Regions from separate parts of the Homo sapiens genome. Here region 2 is linked to region 1. A link is an interaction called in ENCODE POLR2A ChIA-PET data of the cell type or tissue named here. Cell type or tissue: IMR-90. All regions are shown on one strand. Links, peaks and the distances in the headings refer to the core of each region. The heading gives the core; the rest is flanking DNA.

What was found. ChIA-PET counts read pairs that join two places held together with the same protein. Peaks named below come from ENCODE experiments on the same cell type or tissue, not always from the same donor. Only the 100,000 strongest peaks of a DNase experiment are listed, where the experiment ranks them.
Region 2: POLR2A ChIA-PET joins it to region 1 with 5 read pairs; 2 of 35 experiments call an interaction of 5 or more read pairs at or near these places.

Annotation. Positions count from the first base shown.
Region 1 is chr14:31,089,293-31,093,694 of GRCh38, reverse strand. It overlaps AP4S1 (adaptor related protein complex 4 subunit sigma 1), which reads right to left. Exons shown (of 6, transcript NM_001128126.3): 6 at 1-788. The coding sequence ends at 660. Among named protein-coding and RNA genes, the nearest start is that of STRN3, 65 kb to the right of the region's middle. In IMR-90, for the core only: no CTCF peak of the experiment used is centred there; a DNase peak (open chromatin) is centred at 2,754; H3K27ac peaks cover 2,184 bases.
Region 2 is chr14:30,936,895-30,941,296 of GRCh38, reverse strand. All of the region lies in intron 5 of STRN3 (striatin 3), which reads left to right. Among named protein-coding and RNA genes, the nearest start is that of COCH-AS1, 49 kb to the right of the region's middle. In IMR-90, for the core only: no CTCF peak of the experiment used is centred there; no DNase peak of the experiment used is centred there.

The DNA.
Region 1 (4,402 bases), core at 332-4,331:
GCAGGCAGATCACCTGAGGTCAGGAGTTTGAGACAGCCTGGCCAACATGGTGAAACCCTGTCTCTACTAAAAATACAAAAATTAGCCAGGTGTGGTGGTGCATGCCTGTAGTCCCAGCTCGGAGGCTGAGGCAGGAGAATCGCTTGAACCCCGGAAGTGGAGGTTGCAGTGAGCCGAGAATGTGCCAGGTGACACAGCTAGACTAGACTCCGTCTCAAAAAAAAAAAAATAGCTTTCAGAAAACAGCGTTACTCAAAATGCCTTGTGTTTAAATTTTAAAACTTTATTGGCTGACGGAAAACTGCCATACTTTCTTCCCACTACCATCCTGCTATTCCTGAATTCAATTTGCAAAAGAAGCATAGACCAAGAAGGGTTCCTTAGGTGCTCAACAGAATTTAAAGTGCGACAGATATGTTTACAATTAGAAAATAAAACTTCTCTCTCAGTTTAAAGAAATTTTTTTCTTTGTACATATTTTAAAGTACAGTTGTGTTTTCTTTTTAGGAACTGTGGAAAATGCCTATTTATAATGTCTTTGGAAGGATACCCCATTTTGTAATTGTGGTCTTCCAGATTCTTCTGGGTTAACATGTTGAGATGTATTCCACGGTACTCGCATTTCTGATAAATCCATATTGTCTCGAAGAGACTTCCTTTCAGCTTTCTGACATCTTATCAAGAATTAGTAGAGGGGCAAGAATTCTTGCCCTGTTAGTTTCCACAATGCAGCCATTTAACACCATCTCATCCAAAATGATGTGTACTTTATCCAAATTAAACATTATCTACGGTTATATTAAGGAAATTAGTTTAAAGTTAAAAATTATTAACATTCAGTAAAAATTTATGGCTTAACCTAGAGTGTTCCCAGTGTAAATTAGCCTAAGCATGAGGTTTTTTGTACAAAATTTCTGAAATTAAATTTAAAACTGGCATCCATATTAGAAATTGTTACCTTCATATATACATACCTAGTTTCACCTTGGTTAAGCTAACAGGATAAGTAGGGATAAAAATGAAACAGCTACATTTTTTAACCAAAGGGATAGGGGGTCTACTAAGTGCTAGAGAACACAGCAGTGTCATGTGGCAAGAGAATGACCTTAACTCAAAAATAGTGTTGTCTTCCCAGACAATAATAGTAACAGTAGCAACGATTTGTTGAATACTCCCGTTCCAGACAGTGTGTTGAGTTTCAGCCCTCTACAAATCTCTGATGTATGTTGTTACATATTATCCTCAGTTTACCCAGGATCAAACAGGTTCAAAGCATAGTCCAAGGTCACATGGCTAGTAAATGCCAGGTTTGAATTTAAACCCAAAGCTTGGGCTTGACTGCTCTGCTTATAGGCTCCTCAGGAGGGGCTAGACACCTCCCTCCTCAGCCCCCAAACCTCCACCCCAAAATAAATGCCTTGTACCTTCAGTTTTCTTCTCTGTCAGACAGACTGATGTAAAAATAACTATGAGGAGAAAATGAATGAAGAAGGCAGGGCATAATAAAATTTCTGGATTTCAAGACAGTATCTCTTACAAATGGGTAGTTCTAAGAAGTCATTTGAGAATGATGGAGCCACTTTGGCTTACAGGTGTTCTTACTGGGAAGTTAGTATGGGGCATGGGGAAAGAAGAAAATATTGTTAGACTATGATGTCTAGCAAACCACAAAGAACTAAATACTTCCCTCAAGAATCCCTTCAACTGAATACCTAACTTTTCTTTGGTGAAAGAAGGGGAACTGGAATGAGATGATGACAATGAATGTTTCTCAGTTTTACACCTTAATATCTGAAGTTCTCTGTCTACTTAAAGAGCATGATCCTGGTCTGTTACAAAAACAAAAACAGTTGACAGATTGTTTCAAATAAACTTCATTCAACAAATAGGTAATTAAATGCACTAGCGGAGTTCAAAATTAAATCTTTGTAAAGTGAATTGTTCCCTTTGATTTTTTTCAACCAGACCAGATATTCAAAGTCTACACTGTATTTGCTTAGTGAAGTGCAACTACACAGAATAGGACAAATGGTGAATGACTTTAAAGTTTTTATTAGGCTCTGTGTGAATATCTCATTAAGCTCTGTGCAAATAGTCCTCCAGCAGAATAAACTGTTTTCCAAGGACCCATGGGAACTGTCCTTAAGTGACCCAGAAAAAAAAAAAAAAGCGTTATTCTGATATACCTATTAATACTGTCTTTCAATTATACAGATGATTGCTTTGTCCCACGGCCAAACTGGGACTGGAATGTTAGGCCCTTGACTCTAACCTGTTCACTAGACCCAGAAGCCAGAACTTAGGTGAGACAAAGTGGGAATGGCAGCCAGGTATATATAGAAAGGCAGAGCTAAGAAGCACAGGTGGCTACGTGAAAAATGGCCTGGAGAACCTTCCTGTTATATTCACTAAGGGCAATGAAAGCCTTAGTGCCTTTGAAAATGTCGCCTTCTCCAAGATAACTTTCTTTGAGATACAAGGAAATCTAATTTTAACCCATGAATTAGTTCGGGGATCAAGCTGCTCTGTGGACTGCCCCATCTTTGGCAAGCAGATGATCTGCTGTTCAGATGTCCCCTTGAGCAACTGCCCAATTGTTTTGAAATTCAGATCAGAATTTACTGCTAAATCATATAAACCACTGACATCCCCACATTACAAGGAACAAGGACAAGGTCCTCCAGCAAGTCAATTTCCCAACATCCTGGAAACATGAGTTGCTCAGTGAGGTCACTGTATACTGTGGACATGTGACTGTGCCTGTGTATCTGTGTATCTGACTCAAACTCTAATAATCATGCAGCTTTCTGGCACTATATGGGGAAACTACAGACCAAATCCAATGTGAGGCAAAGGCCTGAAAGCTGATTTCCCCCTGGAATCTTGTGACTCTTTTAAAATAAGAATCCAGCTGTTGTTTACATCTTGATTTGGTTTATGAGCAACTTGTACACCCTGGTGAGGCCAAGAGTAATGGCATTTAGGCCATGTGCCAGGTAAGCAGGGACCAAAAAATACCCTATATGCTAAGCCCATGGAATAAACACACTGCAATGGTGACATTTGAAATAGGAGGAAGTAAGAAGGGCCCAGACTGTTGGTATACTAATGTAGTGAGCTCAGAATGGCTATTGAAAGACAGTCTTACCTTCAGGCTATAATGAACTTGACTGACTCTAAAGATCCTCAGGCAACTTGTTTTCTTTCATGGGCTCCCTAAGGTTGAGCTGACATGAGCTAGAAACAATCTCCCAAAGAGCGGAGTTACTGAAGTCCACTTTCTCCCAACCTACAAACCTAAGAGCCTTTCTGAATTTTCACATCATGTGGATTGGAATTGAACATCGTAGGGCTCCTGGAATATTAGTGCCACTTGAAATCAACTTTTTAATTACAGTGATTGAAATGAGGCCGGGCACGGTGGCTCACACCTGTAATCCCAGCACTTTGGGAGGCTGAGGTGGGCAGATTACGTGAGGTCAGGAGATCGAGACCAGCCTGGCCAATATGGTGAAACCCTGTCTCAGCTAAAAATACAATTAGCTGGGCATGGTGGCACACGCCTGTAATCCCAGCTACTCGGGAGGCTAAGGCAGGAGAATCACTTGAACCTCGGAGGCGGAGGTTGCAGAGAGCCAAAACTGTGCCACTGCACTCCAGTCTGGGCAACAGAGTAAGACTCTGTCTCAGAATAAATAAATAAATAAAAATGAAAATAAAAATAAATACAGTGATTGAAATGTTTATGGTCCCAACATTGGAATTTTATCTTTTTTTAGACGCAGCTTCTCTCTGTTGCTCAGGCTAGAGTGGAGTGGGGTGATCTAGGCTCACTGTAACCTCCATCTCCTAGGTTCAAGGAACTCTTGTGCCTCAGCCTCCTGAGTAGCTGGGAGTACAGGCATGTGCCACCACACCCAGCTAGTTTTTTTGTATCTTTAGTAGAGACGAGGTTTTGCCATGTTGGCCAGGCTGGTCTCTATAACTCCTGACCTCAAGTGATCTGCCTGCCTCAGCCTCCCAAAGTTCTGGGATTACAGGCGTGAGCCACCACGCCTGGCCCCAACATTGGAATTTTGATCTCTGGAAAATAAAACACTTTTCCATCATGAGTATTTTAACACCATAGTGGCAATCAAATTATCCTTTAACAAGTGAGAAACTGAGCAGCACAGACTCAAATGGAACCTCAAAAGGAATTCCACGGCAGAGACCAACCTAGAAACTACAATTTCTAACTCTAGATTTGGGTCTCAGATCCCTTGGTTTCTCATTTTATTTCTTTTTTTAAAAAATATTCTAGCTAAGTGTTCTTTAACAAAATATGTAGGGTGGGAAAACTTGCTTTCTCATTATTCATACTTTAATTTCCCACCAAATTAGGTAAGTGGCCAAGGGCCAC
Region 2 (4,402 bases), core at 159-4,158, 150 kb after region 1:
ATGGCTGGGCCTGTGTCCTATCATGCAGAAGTTAAGTCAGCAGCTTGACAAGAGATAGCCATATTCTTAGTCCTTCTGGGCTGCTGTAACAAAATACCGTAGACTGAGTAGCTTATAAACAATAGAAATTTATTTCTCACAGCTCAGGAGGTTGGGAAGTCTAAGATCAATGTGTCAGCATGGTTGGGTTCTGGTGAAGACCCTTTTCTGGGTTGCGGACTGCCGACTTCCCACTGGGTTTTCGCATGGTGGAAAAGGCAGGCTCCTTTGGGCCTCTTTTATAAGGGTACTAATCCTATTCATGAGGACTCTGTCCCCATGACCTAGCCACTTACCAAAGGCCCACCTCTTAATACCATCATATTGGGGATTAGGTTTCAAAATAGGAATTTTGCTGAGGGACATAAACATTCAGACCATGGCACCCATGTAGACAGTACACCAGTTAGGACCAAAAAGATAGGAAAATTCAAAGATCAAGTTGAGAGGGTCAATGTCGGACTAGGAGTTTCAAAAAGAGAAAACAAATCAAGTGTTGAAAACTTGATTAAAACAGTAATACAAGAAAACTCTCTGGAATATATTTTCAGAATGTATTTCCAGGGATGTTTGTTTCCAGATTGAAAGGATTCTTTCCAGTTACTCCATAAAATCAATGAAAAAAGATCCATACAGCGGCCATAATCATGAACACTAAAAATTAAGAGGAAATTCTAAAATCTTCCAGATAGAAAAATTAGACTACATTGAAAAGACTAGGAATCAGGCATTATTAAATTAACATTCAAAGCTGGAATATAGGAGAGCAGTGCCTTAAAGATTCTGAGGGAAAGTGAGTTCCATTTAGATTTGTATACTGAGCCAAGTACTGTATTGTTTGTGAAAGTATTAATAGCAAAAAGAGACATTTAGATATGAAAGCCTCAAATTTACCCTTCATTTTTTCTCAGGAAGCTATTGGAGATGTTTCTCAGAATTCTGAGAGACTAAGTCAAGAAGGAAGAAAGTGTAGGATCCAAGAAAAAAGATATCTAATAAAGAGAGGCAAAGGAAATTTCAGGAAACAGTTGTGCAGTGGGCCTGGACATTAGCCAGAGTAGAATGGAAGGAGGACAGAACACTGGAAGGAACGTTTCTTAGAAAATATGAAATTAATACATTGCTTTATGTGTTTGAGGATTTTGAAAGGAGATGTACAGTTCTGCTGGAAAATTTCAGAGGAGAATAGTGGTAACATCCTTGGAAAACCAGGCAATTAAAAAAAAAACACACTAGGCAGTTATTTCAGGAAAACTATATATAAAAGAAAGGAAGTAGAGTCATTGTAATGTGATTTACATGGACATACTAATATGTACTTACAGTGTAACCATGGAATATTAATAAAGCCAAAAGTAAACTGATGTAACTATATTACTGTTATGGGAGGAAGTGTGGATGTGGGATGGAGACTGTAAGGGAACTACATTTTTATCAAGAAATAGCAATCTGAGCATGTTATTTAGAAAAAATAGGGTAAATAACAAAGGGAAGCTTCTTTAAAAATAAGTTTAAAAATGGTTGTTCCTAGTGTGTAGGAATCAAAGATAGAGAAGGATGGGGCAGGGGACTCTCTTGTTACTCATTGTATGCCTTGTCAATTTATTTAGAACTATTTGGCTTTTTTTCTCCTAAGTATTTCCTAGCAAGCAGAACTTCATTTTAGCAACTGCAGCAACAGCAGCAACAGCAAAAGATTGACGATACTCATGATCCCCAAATTATTCTTAGCTAACTTCAGTAGAGCTCTAAAAGTTGCCTGACAAACCTTTTCTTTTTCTTCACTGGCTGATTCCTTATTTCATTCTTCAGCTCAGCAACTCTTCTAATCTTTTTCTACTCTTCATCAACTCCACTCCAGACTGCGTTCCTTAATTTTAGTCATTCTTATAAGTTTGTGACCCTACCTCATTTTTGTTTTGTTTTTTAGAGACAATTCTCCACTGATCTGTTTCTAAACATCCTGTGAGCAGAGACACATATTGCCCTTTTATTCTGGACTATCTATTTAAGGATATTTATATAACAAACAACCTTGTAAGATAGAGACAGTCTTCTGGGAAGTCATGCTTACTGTTCAGTATAAATGATTCAAGTTCCCTAAGCTCAGAGTTCCTCCGCTATAATTCAAATGAAATGTAAGTGTAACATCTACCTGATTACCTCCTTGCCACCCTTGTGGGACTTGGGCAAAGGAAATTCAGCAAACATGATCCTATTACTTTCTGTGCTCCTGAGGAGAATTCTTGTCTCTGACTCAATTTTATGACTTATTTCAGGATCCATGAAACAGTAATAGGCTAGGTTGTTAGCATGAAGGCAGGGAAAAACCTGAGACCTTTCATAGTCTATGATCCTTTAATTTTTATTTCCCTAAAGACTAATGATGTTGAGCATCTGTTCATATGCTTATTTGCATTCCACCTATCGTTATGATGCAATGTCTATTTGAAATATTTCCCCATTTTTTATTGTTTTGTTACTGTTAAGGTTTAAGTGTTCTTTATATACCCCTTGACACAAGTTTTTCATGAAATATAACTTGCAAATATTTTTTCACAATTTATAGGCTTTTCTTTACATTCTCTTGGTGTCTTTCAAAGAGCGAATGTTAATTTTGGTGAAATCTGATTGACCAATTCTTTCTTTTATGCATTGTGTTCCATTTGACTTTTAAAGCCATGCACATGTATTGCTGTGATTAAATACAGTTTTAAAACCTGGAAACAGGAGGTACTCTTACTTTAGAGACAGAAATTTCTATCCAAGGAGCAGCAGTACTTAATTTTTCAAAGTTCAAAACAAATATATCTTTAAAAAAAATTCTTTTAAATTATTGTATCATTGATATGCTACTTTTGTCAAATGCATTCATTGCCTTTCACTTACTCTCCAAATATTAAGTTATATTGTAAATTTTGAGCTGAAAGTATATTTTGTTGTGGTAGATTTGTGGTTGTTTTTACTAATTTGCATTTGAAGAAACCATCTCCTACATTCAGTCATTATACAGTTCCTTTAAACAGTGTGCTGGATTGGGTGGGATATAGTACAACCTATTAAAACTCTTTGTTAATGCTATTTAAAAAATATAGTCAACCCTTTCTATCTGTAGGTTCTACATCTATGGATTGAAAATACCACATTGAAAAAAAAAACGACAATTAAAAAATAAAATAATACAAATTTAAAAATACAGTGTGACACCTATTTACGTAGTATTTACAGTGTATTAGGTATTATAAATAATCTAGAGATGATTTAAAGTATACTACAGGGAGAATGTGCGTAGGGACTTCAGCATGATAGGGAGGTATGTATGCTAGAACCACTGCCTCATGGAAACCAAGGGACGACTATAATCTGAATTGTATTACATGCTTAATTTGGACTAATGGAGGGAACCAGTCAGAGAGGGGGGCAAAAACCCTCCCTGAGTTTTATATTATTTTTCTTTTTGTTACCATGTACTCTTAGTAAAGACATTTAAAAACATTTGAGATAATCTAATTCAGCCCCCACAATTTACAGGTAAAGAAATTGAGGCCAAAAGATTTAAATGGTTTGGCCAAATTCAAGCAGCTGCTTAGTGGCAGAGCAGAGAATTTTCATGGTGAAAGTCTTTGTTCAGCTGAATTTTCTACTGTTTTGTTGCTGCCTTTATTGTTAGACACTTAAACAACTGTATGAAAACCTTTTTTTGTGTGTGCATAGAGAAACTCAAATTAGTTAAAAGATTTAGTTAAGTGGATAAAATATATATATTGTCCCTATTACCTGTTAAATAAGTGATTCTGCAAGACTTAAAAGTATTTATTTAATAGATTTTGAGTTATTTTTTCTAGCTAAGACAGTCTGTGAAATGGATTGGGTTGTTTTATATCTGATTTACTATAAATCTGGGCTGCTTGATAAATTATTTTTAAGTTTTTTTGTTTTCATTTTGAGACTGGGTCTTGCTCTGTCACCCAGGCTGGAATGCAGTATATAGTCATAGCTCACTGCAGCCTCAACCTCCTGGGTTCAAATAATCCTCCTATCTCAGCCTCCTGAGTAGCTGAGACTATAGGCACACACCACCATACCCAGGTAATTTTTTTTTTTGAAGATGGGTTTCACTGTGTTGCCCAGGATGGTGTTGAACTCTAGGCTCAAGCGATCTTCCCCTCTTCACCTCCCAAAGTGCTGGGATTACAGGCATGAAGCACTGTCCCTGGCCCCGCCTGATAAACTTTGGTATTTACTGTTTTAGTCCTCAAACATTTAGACCAAACTGTAAGAGGTTGTAGTTATAAGAAAGGCCAAGTTTCAGTTGCTTGTTTATGATGGTTTTATTTTGAGAACTAATAATATGTGTTTGAGT